2 separate regions of the Homo sapiens genome follow, and region 2 is linked to region 1. Evidence: chromatin loops called from intact Hi-C (ENCODE). Cell type or tissue: Caco-2. All regions are shown on one strand. Each heading gives the region's core, and the rest is flanking DNA. Links, peaks and the distances in the headings are about the cores only.

Region 1 (10,016 bases), core at 868-8,867:
AATAACTTAATTCATTTCTTCTACATTGACAGAACTGTTATAATAACTTGATTCATTTCTTCCCCGTTGTACTGTAAGCTTCATGAAAGTAGGACTGTGTCATTCTTGCTCATTGTTTTATCTTAAGCATGTAATACCATTTCTGTTATCCATTAGCAGCTCACAGTATTTGTTGAATTAATTAAGGCTGCAGAGCTCCACATCTACATCTTGTGTGAATCTTTCCTATCTTTTGAGCCCTTATCTATCTCCATCAGATCACGTTAATATGTCTACCCCCAAGTTTTTATTTTACCTGTCCTTGTTACTTGTTAATGGTATAATAGCTTCTAGCCTCTTGTATCAATCAGTATGCTTAGTTACAAGCAGTAAAAATTCTCACTCTATTAAATATTTTTAGTAACTCACAGAATCTCCAGATGAGCCCAGCAATTAGTCATAGAGACTTCCCCACCAGGGAAATGCCCAAATTTGTATCACAAAACTGGTCTTATGAAAACAACATGATGACCACCTGTGGATACAGACACCTTAAAACCTCCAATGCTGCAATGCCAGCCACTGGGTGCTCCTGCTACACCCCTTACTACTGTTGCCTGTTGCTTCTGGAAAGTGAATTCAGAAGTGGCCACCACCTTGCTTCACCAGAACGCATTTTGAGTGGTTCCTCCTTTATCTGAGGATATATACCTGCTTTTCAGAGCTAAGTCAAGGGTCATGCCTACACAGACACAAGGAAGGCTAAGAAGGGAGGTTCTCTAGTGAGAGGTAGATGCAGTCTCCCAAGTTACAAGAAGCTTCAAATATTGGGGTTAGGGTGAGGTAAAAAGGGGAAATGTCTACTATATCCCCATACAATTACTTTAAGAGTTTAGATGGATAAATGGGCAAAAATCCTCTTATTGCTGTATTATATCTGTCAAAGCACCCAGAACAATGTTCTGTATATAATAAAACATAAATGACTAATATTCTAATACAGTAGCAGAACTTCAATAAAAAATAAACAAAATCAAACAATGCCACAGAGAAGAGCTCCAAAAATCCCAGTTGTAAGCAGAGTCCAAATATTACCACAGTCCCTGTAACCTTCTTATTTGTGCTACACCATCTGTGACATTACAAAAATCTAAGCCTACTTAAATGTGGTACAAAATATGTGAAGCAAATTCTCCTTTCAGTAGCTAGCAGTTGCTTGACCGCTTAGCAACATGGAATAATGGAGTGATTAAGGGACTTCATAAAGAATATTGTAGAGCTAAACGGTATTAGGAAGAAGACATCATGTGGCATGCAGAATGCAACCCTTAATAGTAGATTCTCAGACAGCTGGTCACCAGCACCACTGTGAGGAATGACTGGCAAACAGAAGTTCTCTCTTAAATGCAGGCATTCCACCAATGCAGCAATGAAAGACAGATTGAAAACAGACTATATGATATTTGAGTAGGGAAACAGTTATCTTGTTTCCTTCTGTTAGAGCAATTATTTGAATTAGAGAATACTTAGTAGACTTTGAAACTTCATTTCACAAAGTCAGAGCTAATAAAGATACACTGACATGGTATTATTTAGGTGAACAAAAAAGATAGATTTTTATTTTGTGCTAGAAATATTGAAGCGCCCATATTTGAATGAGCTTCCTGCAGCAGGCTATAACCAGGCCAGATGAAGAACAATTATATGACTAGCTTGCTTTTTACTTCTAAGCTTGGATATAAGATTTAATCTGTGCAGAAGCAATTTCAAAAAGTACACATGAAAGAGATTACTATGGCTTTTCTTTTCACACGCAAATCTGTTCAATAAAATCCTAATATCTAGTATCTGGTAAACATTCAGAAAAAATACAAAAAGAAAAGCTCAAAAAAGAAAAAGAACCGTCTATTTAATGGTTTACCCTGTGGTGACAGGATTTCATACACAGCTTTCATAGAATAAAAGACCTGAATAGTGTTGACTAAGACCCTGGAGAAATCTTTCAGTTCTTTTCTTCACATCTTTTTGGAAATGTTTATGATTTCAAGTCATGCCCAAAAAGACAACTATCAAAAATGTTTTTCAAAATGTCTACAATAGGAAAATTCAGTGTCATTCAGTAATGTTTGCTTTGGTCCTGATCAAAATACTAGATTGGAAAAAATGTAGGGATAAATTAAACAACTGAAAGGTGTGGCTCCCCACAACTTGCACATGCCTTAACCTAAAAATATTCCTTTAAATAAAAAGAAGATACAAATAAATACTTTCAAAATCATGCTCTTTTTACAATAATGACAACATTGAATATCCTTTATGCCCGTAAATGGCAGAGACTACTAACAATCCTCTGGAATCCATTTTACTTTCATTCTTTAGGGCTCCTATTCTCACAGGCACTAATTTTTACCTAAACACGTAGCCATTGGTCATAAAAGGAGCATTTCTCAAGCTCCCTCACAGCTGGGCATGGCCACATGACTAAGTATCAGACAATGGAACAGAAGCAGAATGTTTCAGAGCAGCTTCAAGGAACCTTACTTAAACGACAGCCAGTGCAGGCCCTTTTGACCCTTTTTGACCTTGTCCCTTTCTCGTCCCACCATTTGGAATTTACATGTGCTGATCACCATTTCGAACCAAGGAGAAAAAGCCCATTCTCTAGGTGGCAAAGGGGAAATCTAGAAGGAAACTGATTCTTTGTCCTATCTGCTCTGAACTTTTACAGGGGAGAGGCCAATCTTTCTGTTTAAATGAGTGCTATTGTGGGTCTGAATTACTTAAAGGCAAACCTAAGTCTTTATACACACACACACTGATACAATGTGTGCAGCAGCTGCTACTAGCAGCCTACTCAATATCCCTTCTCCTCTTGTTTCATAATAAAAAAGAATCACAATTATTTTGCAGAAACAATTTTCCTAGAACTCTGAAAAAGATCGTAATTGGCCAACTATATTCATGTCATTTCCATCATCATTCCAATATGCCACATATTCACTTTCTCAGCCTTCTTGGCACAAATTTGCCAAAGGAGTCAGGTCTGACCAAGGGGTAGAGAAGATTGTGGAATTATTTTTCTCCTTGATGAAAGGAAGTGTCTTTTCTTCATTTAGTCATTTCCTACTACCTGCAATGCCCTTGTACAAAGATGTGGCACTTGGGGCTGTGGCAGCCATCTTATAACCACAAGACAAGAAACTTCCTGGGAAAACAGGCAACAGGTAAGAAGTAGCAGGGGGAAGGGGGCTGGGTCCTACAGCCCTCAGCCATCCCACCAACCCTGGGATCACTGATCTTCAGGCTTCTTGATTATGTGACATAAGAAAAGGTTTTAAATCATTAAGTCACCATTAGTCATATATTCAATTACAGCAGGAAGCATCTTCTAACTAATATATTTTAATACATCTGTATGAAAAAAATGTAAAGTGACCTGTAGAGATTGAGATAACAAGTGGACTAACTTTTATATGCTTTGTAATGATAGGATTTGTTCACAGCAAATATAAATTACATTGTAATAAAAATAATAATTTTATTAAAAAGAATAAAGTCACAGTACTTCTTTAAATATTTGTTTAAATATCTTTGGTATGTTGCTTGAAATACTCTGTTTAAATTATCTTTATAGTTGAATTACATATTTGGATACAATGTACACTATTCAGGCGATGGGTACACTAAAAGCCTAGACTTCACCACTATCAAATCCATCCATGAAACTAAAAGCCACTTGTACCTCTAAATCTATTGAAGTTTTTAAAAATTATCTTTATAATTGAAAATAAGCATTTTTGCATGTTTTATTCTCATAGGTACTGTATCTTAACTCACAATCATTTTGTTAATAAATATTGATTTAATACATGGGTTATTTTATTTTATATTTTAATACTTACAAGTTTTGAAATAAAATCCATGTTACAGAGAGTATATTTTATGACTACCTACTTAAAAATATATATTAGCAAAAATAAGTACAAGATTCAAGACATACAGGTAAGAAATTAGGAAATCTAAGTTAATGGTTCAAAGAGAGGAAGAAAGTGTCTGAAATACAGCCTTTCTAGGGTAAGAAATAGTACAAAAGTAAGATAAAAGTAAAATACCTACAAAAGTAGATAAAAAAATTTATCTTACCCTACAAAAGTGAGATAAAATTGTGGTACTATAGATTATATTAGGGTGAGGCAGGAAGTAGAAGGTAGCCAGGAATGGAAAAGGGAAGAGAGAACAGTCTATACTTGCTTATAAGTACCTGGTTTAAGCCAGAAGAAAGCAAACTGATCAATAGCTAACTAAAATATCGAGAAGAATGAGAGCCAAAAACAGATAAAATTGTGCATGAGGATTAAGAAGAGAAACTGGAGAGGTGGTAAGAAATAGATATGAGATAGCCTGATGTTGTTAGAGTATGCAGATAGCCAGACATGAGCAGGAGGGGGACCACTTGAGAAAGGAAAGGTCTGGAGAGTCTCAGACCCAAGGGACCACCCAAAATTTTCATAGCAATAGAATCTCTAATGCTGGAGGGGGTGGGCAAGAAGGAGAGGAAGTACCTAGGCAGAAAGAAATGCCCTGGAATTCCTTTTAAGATGCCCCAGTAATCATTCACTCTGCAGTGAAAATGTCACAATGTCAGTAGGTACATGCTGATAAGGACAGAAAGAGGGCAAAAGGGGACATTCCTAAGAGGTACACTGGTGCCACAAGTACACAGGAGAGCAAGGGAGGACATTCCTAAGAGATATTCAGGTGCAATAGATAGATATTTGACTGCCATACAACCTTCCTGGAGTGGCAGTAATGAGCAGGGATGCCATTAAGCAAGATTCATATTGATCACCAACTTGTGCATGGGTATTAACAAACATATTGAAGAATCCCACCAGCATAGGCAGGAAAAAAAGTGGAGACTTAAAGCAGAAGCAGGAAAAGTAGACAAAGGAAAAAGGTGGAGACTTACTTAAGACAGAAGTGGGAACTTGAAAGGGAGCTCTACATGTTAAAACTCACAGAACAGGACCCTCGAAGATGTTTTCCTGCAGGATCAGCCCACTCTTGTCTGGGAGAATACTTACTTTGTCCTACAACAAGCTCTTTCTCCCTATTTCCTTTCATTAAAGCTTTCTCTCATCTTTAAATCTTCTCTTGCCTGAAATCTTTCTCCCAAGTTGACAAGAACTGGGAACTTTCACTAACAACGTGAGGCAATGTTCAGAGAAGTCTAAGAGCAGAACAGGAATTAATTACACAAATATGACCCATCTAACACATTCATGTCTGTGCATCTTATTGCACCTCAAAAAACTGGGAGCACAGTTTAGTAAATTTAATTTTTAAATAACTTATACATGTGCAGTGTGTAAAATCCAAAAAGTGCAAAAGGGTAGAAAGTAAAATATAAGTCCTTATATTAGTCCATTCAAGAAATACCTGAAACTGGGCATTTTATAAAGAAAAGAGGTTTAATTGGCTCATGGTCCCACAGGCTGTACTGGAAACATGTCTGGGGAGGCCTCAGGAAACTTACAATTATGGCAGAAGAGGAAGGAGGCATCTCTTACATGGCTGAAACAGGAGGAAGAGCACGGGGGAGGTGCCACACATTTCACACTTTTAAACAACCAGATCTCATGAGAACTCACTATGACAAGAACAGCAAGGGGGAAGTCCACCCCCATGATCCAGTAACCTCCCACCAGCCCCCTCCTCCAACACTGAGGATTACAATTTGACATGAGATTTGGGTAGTTACACAGATTCAAACCATATCATTCTGCCCCTGGCCCCTATCAAATCTCATGTCCTTCTCACACAGCAAAATACAATCAACCTTTCCCAGTGATCCCCTAAGTCTTAACTCATTCCAGCATTAACTCAAAAGTTCACAGTCCAAAGTCTCATCTGAGACAAGGCAAGTCTCTTCTCCATATGAACCTATAAAATCGAAAACAAGTTAGTTACTTCCAAGATACAATGAGAGTACAGGCATTGGCTAAATACTCCTGTCCCAAAAGGGAGAAATCAGCCAAAATGAAAGGGCTACAGGCCCCATGCAAGTCCAAAACCTGGCAAGGCAGTCATTAAATCTTAAAGGTCCAAAATAATTTCCTTTGACTTCATGTCTCACATCCAGACCACACTGATGCAAGAGGTGGTCTCCCAAAACCTTGGACAGCTACACCCCTGTGGCTCTGCAGAGCACAGCCCCTACAGCTGCTTTCACAACTGGTACTGAGTGCCTGTGGCTTTTCCAGGTGCACAATGCAAGCTGTCAGGGGATCTACCATTCTGGGGTCTGGAGAACAGTGACCTTCTGCTCACAGCTCCACTAGGCAGTGCTCCACTGGGGACTCTGTGTGGGGGTTCCAATGCCACATTTCCCCTCCATGCTGCCTTAGTAGAGGTTCTCCATGAGCACTCTGCCCCTGCAGCAGACTTCTGCCTGGACATCCAGGCATTTCCATATATCTTCTGAAATTTAGGCAGAGGCTCCCAAGCCTCAACTCTTGCCCTCTGGGCACACACAAGCTTAATACCACATTGAAGCCACCAATGTTTATGGCTTACACCCTCTGAAGCAGCAGCCTGAGACATATCTGGGGCCCTTTTAGCCACAGCTGGAGCTGGCATGTCTAGGACGCAGAGATCAGTGTCCCGAGGTTGCACAGGGGAGCAGGGACCTGGGCCTGGCCCATGAAACCATTCTTTCCTCCTATGCCTCCAGGCCTGTGAATGGGAGGGGCTGCTGTGAAGTTCTCTGAAATGCCTTTGAGGCATTTTCCCCATTGTCTTGGCTATTAACATTGCACTCCTCTTTACTTATGCAAATTTCTGCCACTGGTTTGAATTCCTCTCCAGAAAATGGGTTTTTCTCTTCCACCTAAAGAAGAGGCTGCAATTTTCTAAACTTTTATGCTCTGCTTCCCTTTTAAATATAAGTTCCAGATTCAGATCATCTCTCTTCACATGCATATGACCATATGCTGTTAGAAACGGCCAGGCCAAATCTTGAACACTTTGCTGCTTAGAAATTTCTTCTGTCAGATACCCTAAATCATCACTCTCAAATTCAAAGTTTGACAGGTCCCTGGAGCAGAGGCACACTGCTGCCAGTCTCTTTGCTAAAGCATAACAAGAGTGACTTTTACTCTAGCTCCCAACAAGTTCCTCATCTCGGAGACCACATCAGCCTGGACTTCACTATCCATATCACTATCAGCATTTCAGTCACAACCATTCAAAAAGTCTCTAGAAACTTCCTTCATCTTTCTATCTTTTTCGGAGCCCTCCAAACTGTTCCAACCTCCGCCTATTACCCAGTTCCAAAGCTGTTTCCACGTTTTCAGGTATCTTTATAGTGACACCTTACTCCTGGTACCAATTTTCTTTGTTAATCCATTGTCACACTGCAGTGAAGAAAAACCTGAAACTGAGTAATTTATAAAGAAAAGTGATTTAATTGGCTCATGGTTCTGTAGGCTTTATAGGAAGCCTGGATGGGGAGGCATCAGGAAACTTATAATTATGGCAGAAGGCAAAGAGGAAGGAGGAACATGTTACATGGCTAGAGCAGGAGGAGGAAAGGGATGTGCCACACACTTTCAAACTTTTAAGTGAGATTTCATGAGAACTCAATATTATGAGAACAGCAAGGGGGAAGTCCACCTCCATAATTCAGTCACCTCCCACCAGGCCCCTCCTCCACTGAGGATTATAATTCAACATGAGGTTTGGGTGGGGACGCAAATTCAAACTACGTTAGTCCTCTTCCCTTCCTGTCTCAAAGCCACCTAGGTGTTTTCCTAGCAGCAACAACCAGTACTAGTTTCTTGTGTCTATCAAGAAATACTCTTAAGGACACAACTGGGGGCAGTGGGGGAGGGGAACAGAAATTTTTAGAATTGGAATTTGGAGTAAGATTTAAACAAATTAACAATTATTTGTAGTTCATGAATTGGAAGACTTAATATTAAGATGATGATACTCCCAAATTGATGTATTGATCTACAAGTTCAATACAATCCGAGTCAAAAATCTCAGCTGCTTTTTTTTTTTTTTTTTTTTTGCAAAAATTGACAAGCTGATCCTAAAATTCACATGGAATTGCAAAGGGACACAAAATAGCCAAAACAGTCTTGAAATGAAGAACAAAGTTGGAGACCTCACACTGATTTCAAAGCTTACTACAAAGCTATTGTAATTAAAACCAGAGCTATTGTAATTAAAATGTGGCATTTGTCTAAAGGTAGACATATCAATGAACTATAATCAGGAATTCAGAAATAAATCCTTACATTTACATTCAAGGGATTTTCTAAAACGATGCCAAGGCAAGTAAAATAGACATGAGGATCCTTTTGGAGAAACGAAAATATTCTAAAATTGCGAGGATAGTTGCATAGCTCTGTGGCATTACTAAAATTCATTGAATTGTACACTTGTAATTGTTAAATATTTTGGTATGTATGTTGTACCTCAAATAAAGGTGTTTAAAAATAAAAACATAATTTGTTTTATTTAAGTATTAGACATTAAATTACATTTTAATCTTATGTTTAAAATTTTAAAGAGTGCATGTTTAATGATATTGTTGACACCTGTGAAAATAATAAGGGTCTATTATTTTAGAGACAGAAAGTGAGAAAAGATGATCAGTTATGACATTGAAGCCATTTAGGTAATGGGATTAGTGCCTTATAAAAAAGGCCTTAGGGAGCTTATTAGCACTTTCCCTCTTCTGCCATGTGAGGATGCAGAAAGAAGGTGATATCTATAAGGAACAGGTCCATACAGGACACCACATCTGCTGGTGCCTTGATCTTGGACTTCCCAGTCTCCAGAACTGTAAGCAATAAATTCTGATTATAAATTACCAGTCAAAGGTATGTTGTTATAGCAGCCTAAATGGACTAAGGCACTCATTAAATATTAAATATATTACTCATTAAAGTAATATATTCATTTCTGCTTTTCTCAGCTAGTGTGATGTGCAGAATTTGTGAATATCTAGAGAGAACAATCAAGATGTTACTAGAATTGGAAAATGATTTATCATTGGAAGCATGATTGCATCTTGCTTCAAGCAAAATTAGTGGTCTATATCCCAGAGTCAATTTAGGCATATTTTGTGAAGGAATTTTTTTTATTCATTTAAATTGTGATTTTATTTCAAAAACTGATTTATCCTGTAAGGAATTATCTACAGTAATTTTTCTGTGTGTATCCACTCTATGATAAGAAAATATTGATGGTATGAAATCAGGAAATATCTACTTAATTTCAATTTTAAAACTCAGATGTACAAAAGGATACTCATTTTTTTTGTTAGGTTGGCTATTTTTATTTCATATGTTTCTGCTTACTTGTTGCAATGCTTGGGGAATCTTTCTGGAAGGCTGATTATGGTACTATGAGCCTAGATGTACCATACACACAAAACCTTTCCAGGCTTTTGCCATGTTTCTTAGAGAACCACTGCAGAGATTGGAGAGAAAACGTTGCCTCCCTACTCCCTGCTACAGCCAGGAGAACTCTATTTTTATATTTGATATTAGTTGTAGAGGTTAAGCATGTGTTTTTTATCATTGCTAAAACAAAGTACCAAACCTTAGTAGATTAAAACAACTCAGATTTATTATTTATAGTTCTGGTGGTTGGAAGTCGATAATGGGTCTCATTGGGCTAAAAGTTTGGCAGGGATGTGTTCATACTAGGAGTCCTAGGGAAGAATCCTTTTTCTTGCCTTTCCCAGCTTCTAGAAGCTGCTGTTTTATGGCGAAGCATGTTGTCTATCTCCATAAATTTTCTATGTGCACTTGAAAATACCTCTGTATTTTTGGAGGGCAGGGTCCTGCTGTGGATTGAACCTGTCCCCCAAAGTTCATGTGTTGGGAACTCAGTCCCCAATGCAATAGTGTTGAGAGGTGGGATCTTTAAGAGGTGATTAGGCCATGAGGGCATGATTATAATGATTAATATCACTTTTGAGGGAATGGGTTTGTTATTGTAAGGGTGAGTTTGGCCCTCTC
Region 2 (10,016 bases), core at 1,349-9,348, 64 kb before region 1:
AGATCAGCAATAGGGTTAGGCAGGAGGGAGCCAGGCAAGCCGACTGTCCATCCATCCCTGTGATAAGTAGCCCTGCTAGCTGTGCCTTTGTAGCTGCCTGGTGGGAGCCTTCTAGCAGCAAAAGTCTGTCTGTCTCCCACAGAACTGTTGGTGGAAACATCTTCCCACAGCTAGGAATTTGCTGCGCTTCATCCAAACTCTATGTAGACTAACATTTTTCAACAGTCTATAACTTTCATAAGCTTTCCAAAACAAAAGGTTGAGTCCTCAGAAAAGGGGTAGAATAGAAAAGAAATGCTAAACAATTATGCTTGAGCTAACAATAGTAAAACCTACACTAATTACATTTTATTATTACAACAATTGTTTATTGCCTCTTATGCCCTGTCTAGCCCAAGACCTCCATAATCAGGACTCTAGGGTCAACTATATTTCCCTCTCCTCTCTCAGCGTAAGTCATCCAACCAAATCCAATCATTCTCTTAATGTCTATATACCACACTAATGCCCACTGATGTCTCTGATTTTGCTTACATGATTTCTGCTATTGCTTCTTTGTCTATTCAAAACCTACTCATTTTCATTGTCCAGCTTAAATCCAATTTTCTCCACAAATTTTCTAGAACCAGCCCAATCAACTCACCCATCTCAAAGCCACTATTATTTAAGCCCTTAAGTATATATTGCCTTGTATCAGTCCCTCTTTGTATCTTTGTATTTTGTGCATTTTTCTCACCTCTTCAAATAGGTTAGAGATTCATAGTTGTTAAAGACTTACTTTTCCTGTGTATGACACACAATGCAATTCCAAATTTTGAGTCATATTGTAGGTGCCAAATAAATATCTGATCATTAATTGAGAAGATGTTCTAAACATTGTAGGTTCATAAACCACGTGAAATATTTATTTACCTGTATACTAGCTATACGTTTCAAAACTGATGCATAAAATTATATCAACAGACTTTTGATGAGAACTAAAAGGTACAAATGCTAAATTTTATGAAGGAAAGAAAGAATCTGTAAATCCAATATATTTCTGTGTTTTGTATCACAATGTGTTACCTATGTTTTTCACTTTTCTTTCCATAGGGAAAAATCAGCAGAGGTGTTTAAAAAGAAGCTAAAAGAATTTTCTGACCTACAAAACTCCCTATTAGCCTCTCTATTATTCTAACCCATCCTTTATTCTATTCTTGGTACCACAGAGTCTTAACATACTAAACTTTTCATAAAATATTATGAAAATTAACATAAAAATACTAATAAAATAAGATTTAGTAATATATGCTACCAATGTGTTTTCCAGGGTTAATATCTGATTCCATTTATATATTAGACATACCTTTGTGGGTAAGTCAATGACCAGGGAAATAAAGGAGATCTTAATCCAGTTCTTCTTTCACAGGTTTTATTTTTATTTTCCTACTTCTGAACAAAGATAAACTTTTCTAGAATTCCTCTGCAAACTCCATCTCATTTTCCCTTCTTCATGTCCTCTACCCCAAATACGAAGAGGAAAATGAATGTGGTAGTTATAATTGTGCTTGCTCTGTGTTGCGGATTTGATTCCAGGGTTCCCATTCCCACCTGTCCTGGTTGTCCAGGCTTACCTAATTCTAATGGTAAGATTGTTGCCATTGGTCAGGAGTATGGAATATTTTAGTAACGTCAATCTCTTTAAATGTACCCAAATCAAGCCAACTACATATAGTTTTTCCAAGGAAAATCAGGCAAGCTTATGTAATCTGTTAATATGTGTTGTAATGTCAGAATACCTCACAAGAAGGTAGACTTTCAATGATAGAGAACTTTGTTTCAACTGTGCTTTGACCATAGTAGTGTCAAAATACAAACACACACACTGTGGCAGCCATGGAGATGTGCTACTCATATCTGTCTTCAAGAAAAAACTTCTTTTTCAGCTTCAAGAAATGCAGTTACTGACAGCTCCCAGCTGTTATTGCCTTCAGTGTCTACCTCGGCTTTCCAGCAGAGGCCACGCTCTTCCCCCACACCCCCCAGCCAATGACTGAGTGTGCTGCAGGTACCAGGACCTAGTCATTTCTGCCAACTGTCAGACTCCCAGCAGGCCTCTTTGATCTGGAGCCCCCTGTTGGTTTGTCGGATACTGACTCGCATCTGCATCGCAGACTGAGGCTCTTCCTGCCCCATCTCGCTCCCCTTCCTCCGGTTTCCTTTTCAGGTGTAAAATTGGCTTCCTCCTCCCTTTGTCTTTCATGGGCATTACCTCCAATAAACTTCTTGGACTGCTAATTGTCTCTCAGCATCTTCTCCTTCAGAGGACCCCAACTGGTGCACACACCAGTATTTTACATTTTACCTTGTAATACTTGAGTTAAAAATAAGTGTGTATAGTATTTATTTTTACACACACACATTTACACATAATCTCATGTACAGCATGAAGCAAATTGAGTATTCTTCAGTTTTTAGGGCAATCTAACTCATCTCAAACTTTATGTAAGTTGCTCCTAAATTTATGACTCTTTTGTTAGGAAAGAAATTATGTCACCTCAACAGAAACTGGATCACAGTGTTCAGATCTGGATAAAGGAAGCACAATAAGCAAACACCTTGCGTTACACAGAAGAAGGTCTGCAGAGTGTTATTTCTTGTAATCACTAGCTATTTTTAGAAGGTTTTTGTTGTTGTGTTTTTGTTTTCATTTTTGTAGGTAAATACAATGCAGTAGATTTTCCTTAGGTTCGTAATAAAATATATATATATATATATTTATTCCCACAGGTCCCTACTGGGAAAATTATACTTTTTGCTCTGAGTCATAGCCATTGTTATTATGAGAAAACTGAAATATACAATATTAAGACAGTTCTGTTCTTTATAAATAGCAATTATTAAAAATGACATGGGAGAATTATGCACTGAACAGAGATCTTGATTAGAAATAGCTATTTTAAATAGAGTGATCAAACTAGATATTTTAAATAGGATGATCAGGGTAGGTGATGAGGAGAAATGTAGTCAAATGAATGTTGTCCTTCAAAGCAGTCATTTTGGGAAAATATAAGTCATTCTGATGAAGCAATTTTTGATGATATAGTTTTGCATGTCACTTTGGGAATTATCACTCAGTTTACAAAATGTTCAAGACAACAAGTAACATTACTATATATTCTCACATTTTTTAAAAAATTCTCAAATATCTGCTATTCTCAAATATCTATTATCATAACAGTTTTTTTGGAGTAGCTCCTAAGTATTTTCAAAAATGAAATACTCCTTCAAAGGGTAAAGATATGCCACATTGGAAGACATGTTTAAAATACACAGTTTCCAAAACAAATCTTAGAAGAGGAATTTCAGAAGTTTCAAACAATGGCAAAATCACTTAAATGAGCTAATAGTTCCCAATTATAAAATTTGAAGGGACGACCTGTATGGATTTTTCCTCTGCTAAAATGTAATCTTCTTAACTCTTAGTGATGAACCATTTATCTTCAGACTCCACTCAAAATATTTAGAGTGCAATTTTTCCAAAATACTGTTATTCAGAAGATACCTAAGCCCTTGAATTTATAAACAACAGTCTATGAACCTGTGCCAAATTTTGTCCTTTCTTAGAAGTAACATTTTTTTAAGATTCCCTCTATCACTGGGCTAACACAGGATTAGATTGTCAAAACAGACTAACATGAATCAGAGGCTTTAACTAGTACCTCAATCTACTAAGTAATTTCAAATAAAAGGATCAGACAAGCAGGGAAAGGACTGGGATGTCAAGAGTAGCTCCCGAAGCCCTTCTTTGCTGGGTCTGGAATACCCTTCTTGTTAAGAAGGGATGAGGTCTCTAATGGAGGCTCAGAGGATTTCATAGCTTAAGAGACATTCTCCAAGCATGAAGCTCATCATCCTAGTTTTGTTTGCCACAGGTAATGCTTAGCCTGACATAATACTGAGGGCATTTTAGAGATAAGACTTTTCCTTCTACCAAATATCATCAATCTTTTTTCCCTAGAGTCTAGTCCATGAAAAGAAGCTCCCTTAACTCCTTCTTCCTGATTACTTAGCATAATGTTAAGGGAGGGAAGAAAAAAAAAATAAAAGAAAACTCTTGAAATACAATCTTCCCATGGTGTTACCAGATCTTGAGGTATGTGATGGTAAAAAAAAAAATAAAATAAAATAAAATTGATACATATCAGTTAACCAAAGATGGCAGGGAGAAACTCTGTGATTACCGTGGTCTGGTAACTAAAAATCACTGTCTGAGTATCTGAGTACATAAACCAATAATTTGTTAATAATCTATGATAGACTGTGGTTCATAAACAAAAATGTCAGCATAATATGTCTGGATGTCAACATGTGTCAATAAAAGCTTTTATAGCAACGTCTATTCTTATAGCCATACTGGATATTAATAAGAAATAGGAAGTTATTTATCTCATTGAAATCTTGTGAAATTTCTTGCAATGACTTTCAAGTTCCCATAAGATCTATTCAGACAACACCCAAAATTGTTCTTTCTCTGACTTTATTTCACTTATTCTATTCTGGCCACATGTACCTCAAGCCTCTTGCACTGCCTGCTTCCCTCCACATAAACTGCTCTTCCTCTGAACATGTGCACAGACATTCCCTCAGGCATTTTTCAGATGAAATTTTCTCAATGGACCTAATCTTATCATGTTTCTTAAAATAGTAACCCATTCCCATTCTCAATTTCACTTAACTCTGCTTTACTTTTTTGTGCATTGTACTTAATACCTTCTACTATATCTTAAAATTAACTCACTCATTTTATTTTTTGCCTCCATCAATAAAAGGTAAGTTCCAAAGGGACAAAGGTTGTTGTCAGTTTTATGTATTTTTATATATATATAAATTTATGTATTATATTACATATTATATTTTTATATATTATATATATAAATACATATATATATATCAGACACTTGAGACAGTTTCTGGCAATAATAGGTGCTCAATAAATACTTCTTGAATGAATGAATATGTCTAAAGACAACAATAATGCAATAAACACAGAGATTAAAAAAGGAAGCACTGAAGAATTTTGAATCTAGTTGAGCAGATATAAGAATATGAAATGTTCAGTAATTAACTAAATTTAAAATCATATAGAAGAGAGTTTAGAAGTCAAGGGTTCAATGCATTCATCTCAATCTATTTGTGATAAAATAAGGCCGCTTAGAATGAAAAGTAATAGGTAAGCCATGTGAGTGTTTTGGCTTGGTTCTAAATCCAAGCTCTACCACTTATTATCTAGGTGAACTTGATGAATCCCTTCGATTTATCTTATCCTTGGCTAATTTACCTATAAAATAGGACAATAATGCCTGTTTTACAGGTTTCTTGGGGCTGCTCAGATGAGATAGTTCATATAAAGTATTGATCCTATCAAATGATTTAATAAAATGGTGACATTATTAAGATTTTTGGAGAGAAATACAGAGGGAAAAGATCTCACTATCAAAAAATATATAGCCTTTTTAAATGCAACAAGGAGGGTCACACATTTTATAGTATGACTTATTTATAAAGAGTTGTAACTCCTTTATTTTGTTCATAAATAATCTCTCCACAAAATAGAAACTCAACTACATTTGTAGTTTAAATTTAGTCCCACACCATAAATTAAAAGGCCATGCAATTTCTATTAACATTTTTATTAATACAAATATTTCATATCCCATATAGCCACCATATTTTCTGTTTCTCTCTCTAACATTGAGGGATATAAAGGGAAAAATGTATGGCTTACATATCCTTGGGTCACAAACAAGCAAGGATATCCCTTATTTCATGCAGACACTCTTGGGGCAATGTCCTTTTTAATCTGGTCACTGCAGCTCTAATGGCTTCTGATAACCCAGGCTCCCCTTGGAATCCTCATGGTTGGTTCTTGGCTTGTGCTCTCATCATAGACCACTGACCCTTGAGTGTTTACCATCTACTCCATCCAGCCTCCTAGCCTGGAATTTTCCACCTGCCTCTGCTAAGGGGTCACCTAAACTCACCAGAAGCTTCCTGATACAAAGCCAGCTGACATAACACACAGAGAGTTAACTGGGTACTCACTCTATCAGACTGTACCACTGTCCTCTAAAGTGAGTTTGTTATACCTTCTTCGTACAAAGTAAGTTAACCATATACACTATATCAGTTTGTCTAAAAAATGCTGGGTTTTATGATCTGGCCCAGTATGATTTCTTTTACTCTCAAAAATATTGCATTCTGGACAGCATACTGGATTGTCACCCAATAAATGGGTAAGCAGTAAAAAGGTCCTTCTCTTGCCATCCCACTTATTTATCTAAAATACCTGTGCCCGGCACCACCCCTTGAAAGACAAAAGCACAGAGAAGGAAATTAAGATGCAAAAACTGGACTGTTTAACTTGCCTCCCTGAGGTCCTCCTCTTCTCCCCTCCCTCTTCCAGACTCCAATCTCCTGCTGAGGTTTTATGACAAACGAAAGTATTTCTTCCACATTTCAGAAGACATCTATGAGCTAAGTCCTTCAGGCTGGATTGCTGGTATAATAATGAAGTAGGTAAACAAATGTTGCTTAATTCCTTCTGTAAACAATAGACTTGCAAAGTCTGTACTATTGCATAATCCTGTTTTTGCATGTGAAAAGCTAACATTTGGCTGTGTGCCTTGCTTTGCCAGGGCTTACTCTGCCCACTGGGTCATATTCCAGGGGCTAAGACTATAATACCTGCGTTACCCACCTTAAAGAGTTCCCTTTTATTAATTTCCTCTTAATGACCTTTTCAATCTTAGATCAATCCAACTGAGATCTCTTTCAAAAAGATTAACTTCAATTACTTAAATCCCAAAGGCAAGAAAGAGTGCTCCCTACATTATAAAGTGAATATGTATTAATGGAAAGATGAAACCAGAACTGAATAGGAGTAAAATTATAAAGAAAGCAACAGTTTGTCTCCAGATTGCTTACACATTTCTGGTCAGCATCTTCCTCAACACTGAGGCATGTTCATTTCCAAATGTCCTTCCTACCATTCCTCAGACAGGTTATTCTTTTTCTTAAGCCATGTATTTTGTTCTTGAAAAATATTCTTGGGTGCCATTTTATCTTTTACTAATATCTGCTCCCCCAAAAAGAAATAACTGGGGAAAATCTAACAAAATAACACAGTCTATGTACAGTATACTAAAAGACCAAGAGAAATATATAATTTTAATAAAAGACAACATAGGGATTTTAGAAATTTATTTTTAAAAATCTGGTTTCTTAGAAAATTGGTTTTGCAAATATAGTCCACTTGAATAATCTTTCTCTAAGAGGCAGAAATCCAGGGGCCTTGGGCATTTCTGTAAAAAGATTTTATCTGCACAACACCTTCACAAATCACACAAACATAACACACACATACACATACACAAAGTTACATAATTACATATCTTTATGCACAAAAAAGTGAGCTGAGTTCTGTGTGTTCTATGTGCCAAGCATTGTGATTACATACATTGATAGATCTAGATATGAGTCAAAACAATAAGAAATTAATAATAATTATTAACATTTTCCAACCACTTAACATGCTTAGCATGGTCATGATATACTTTTATGAGGTGATGTCATTGCATTTTTATAACAAATCTGTGGGATAGGTACCACTGCTATTTATACTTGATGAATGAGGATAAAAAGACTGACAGAAGTTAAATAACTTGCTCAGGATCACACAGCTAATAAGTAGGCCAGCCAGGATTTAAACCCAGACTTTCTGCTTCCAGAACCTGCACTCCCCACCACTAACCTATACTGCTTACCAGAAAGGGAAAAGGAATAAGAAGCAGTCAGTCTAGGAGACAAATATCATGTGCAGGGCTAGAATGCACAGCAGGTAACACACAACCAAGATTCTGAAAGAACTTTCAGGTGAAGAAGCAAGCCTAACATAGCAGTGAAGCTACCCTTCCAGTAGTTCAGCTCTCAGCTCTCCTGTTCTTAAAGAGTCCAAGTCCTGGGTCATTGGTAATGAGAGAATATTGTGGCAGACATTGTCCTTTAGCCAACTCAGAAGTCATTTTGCAACTGCTACTTCCATTGCTGCCCACTTTAGAATTCAGAAAGCTGGATACTCACTTTCCCAGACTCACCGTAATGGGTAGCCATGTGACAGGGTTCTGACCTAAGGGCCACAAGTCGAAAAACAAATACCAGTTTAGAGTTTCCAGGAAAAAATTTATTTGTTGACAAAAAAAAAAAAAAAAAAAAGAAAAACAGAAAATGGCACATTTGCTAGCTCCCTCCAGCCTTAAACATGTGCATAAAGCCAGGAATTGCAGCAGCCACCTTAAGCCCATGAAATGATAAACCTAAAACTAAAAATTACAAGATGAGGATGGTGGAGCAGACATAACAAGGATATGGATTCTGGATGACACCAGAGAGAGGCTAACAACACCCACCATCACCTGCCTAGAGAGTTGTTATGTGAGAAAAATAAACCATATTTCATTAAGCCTCTGTTTCTAGCAGGCATAGGCCTTAATAAATTGGATCAATCTTTATTTCATTTTGTCAGACTAGGATCAACAGAGTTTCAAATAAATGATTAATACATTACTTATTATATCTGCTGCCCTCTTCCACGGGGTAGAGCATTTTGTGAGATTAAAGATATGTCAGTAAGCACAGAAAAAACTTTTGGCACTTAGAGATTCTCTTTATTTTTTACAAGTCAATCTTAGACATATTTTATGGACCTATTTGTACTTCTTCTCCCACAAAACCTTTCAATTTTTTTCCCATCATTTTAAAATTGTGAAAATCAAACAGGTTTATGCCACATTTCAAAATAAAAAGTAAGGAGTGGCTCTTTTCTTTGAAATCAAAAATAACTGAAGATGTCATGTTAAAAATTCCAAATACTTAGGTCACCATGATGATTCAGTGTTCTAGTATATAAACTATCTCATTATTACTTGCAAATATTAAGCATCTACTATGGGTTCATCCTTGGGCTAAGCCATGAATGTAATAAAAAGATTTATAGTCTGTAAAATGATTTTGCTCACTATTTTGTGGCCTCTTCATGTATGTTATATTGTCTCGTGTTAGATAGTGTGGATTTCTGGAACAAAGGTTATAAAACATCAGGAACCATAGGAGTCATCAAAGGCACTTGCTAAGGATGCAGCCTTCTAGCCTCAGCTCTAAATTCTGATTCAGTGAATCTGTGGTAGATCCAGTAATCTGCTTATTTAATAAGCACCCTGGGAAATTATAATGGAATCAGATCCACAGGGTATCATTTGAACAACTGTTCTGAAGAGCAAGAACAATCTTTCTAGTTCTCTTTGCCTAGGATGGTCCCTGATTCTTGGTTTACCAGTTGCTGATGAAAAGTGACGTAGGATTTATATTAGGTTGGTGCAAAAGTAATTGCAGTTTTTGCCATAGCTTTAAAAAAAAATGGCAAAAACCACAGTCACTTTTGCACCAACCTAATACATATAATTTTAAATAAATGAAAGTATGATGTACAGTCATCCCTCGGTATCCATGGGGGATTGGCTCCAGGACCTCTGGAGGATTCCAAATTCCACAGGCGCTCAAGTCTCTTACATAAAATGGCTGAATATTTGCATATAGCCTATGCATATCCTCCCATACACTTTATCTCATCTCTAGATTACTTGTAATACTTGAGACAATGTAAGTGCTATGTAAATAGCTGTTACACTATATTGTTTCAGGAAGAATAAAAAAAAGAAGTCTATCGTACCCATAGCCTCTTTCCTTTCAAAAGGAATGGGAACAACCTACCACCTTAAGCACTGACCTCCCTACTGAAGTCCATATTCTAGCATCCTCCCTTTCTCCTCCACAGAGATTTTCATATGTGTCTTGTGGGTTGAATGAGGTAGAGGTGCAAAATTGTTTATCAGAGAAAGGTAAACCCTTATAAACTCTAGGGAAATTATGTCAATTTTTCTTCTCTTTGATAAAACCTAGGGAAATGATGCCAATTTTTA

Evidence for each region. A loop is a pair of places that touch in the nucleus more often than their neighbours do. Peaks named below come from ENCODE experiments on the same cell type or tissue, not always from the same donor. Only the 100,000 strongest peaks of a DNase experiment are listed, where the experiment ranks them.
Region 2: it touches region 1 in a loop (6-fold over the local background); 2 of 110 quality-filtered maps call a loop at or near these places.

Annotation. Positions count from the first base shown.
Region 1 is chr4:103,356,780-103,366,795 of GRCh38, reverse strand. No RefSeq gene overlaps it. Among named protein-coding and RNA genes, the nearest start is that of LINC02428, 63 kb to the left of the region's middle. In Caco-2, for the core only: no CTCF peak of the experiment used is centred there; a DNase peak (open chromatin) is centred at 4,675.
Region 2 is chr4:103,421,577-103,431,592 of GRCh38, reverse strand. LINC02428 (long intergenic non-protein coding RNA 2428) reads right to left here and starts at 6,551. Exons shown (of 4, transcript NR_125925.1): 1 at 6,408-6,551. RefSeq lists an enhancer at 6,322-6,823. In Caco-2, for the core only: no CTCF peak of the experiment used is centred there; no DNase peak of the experiment used is centred there.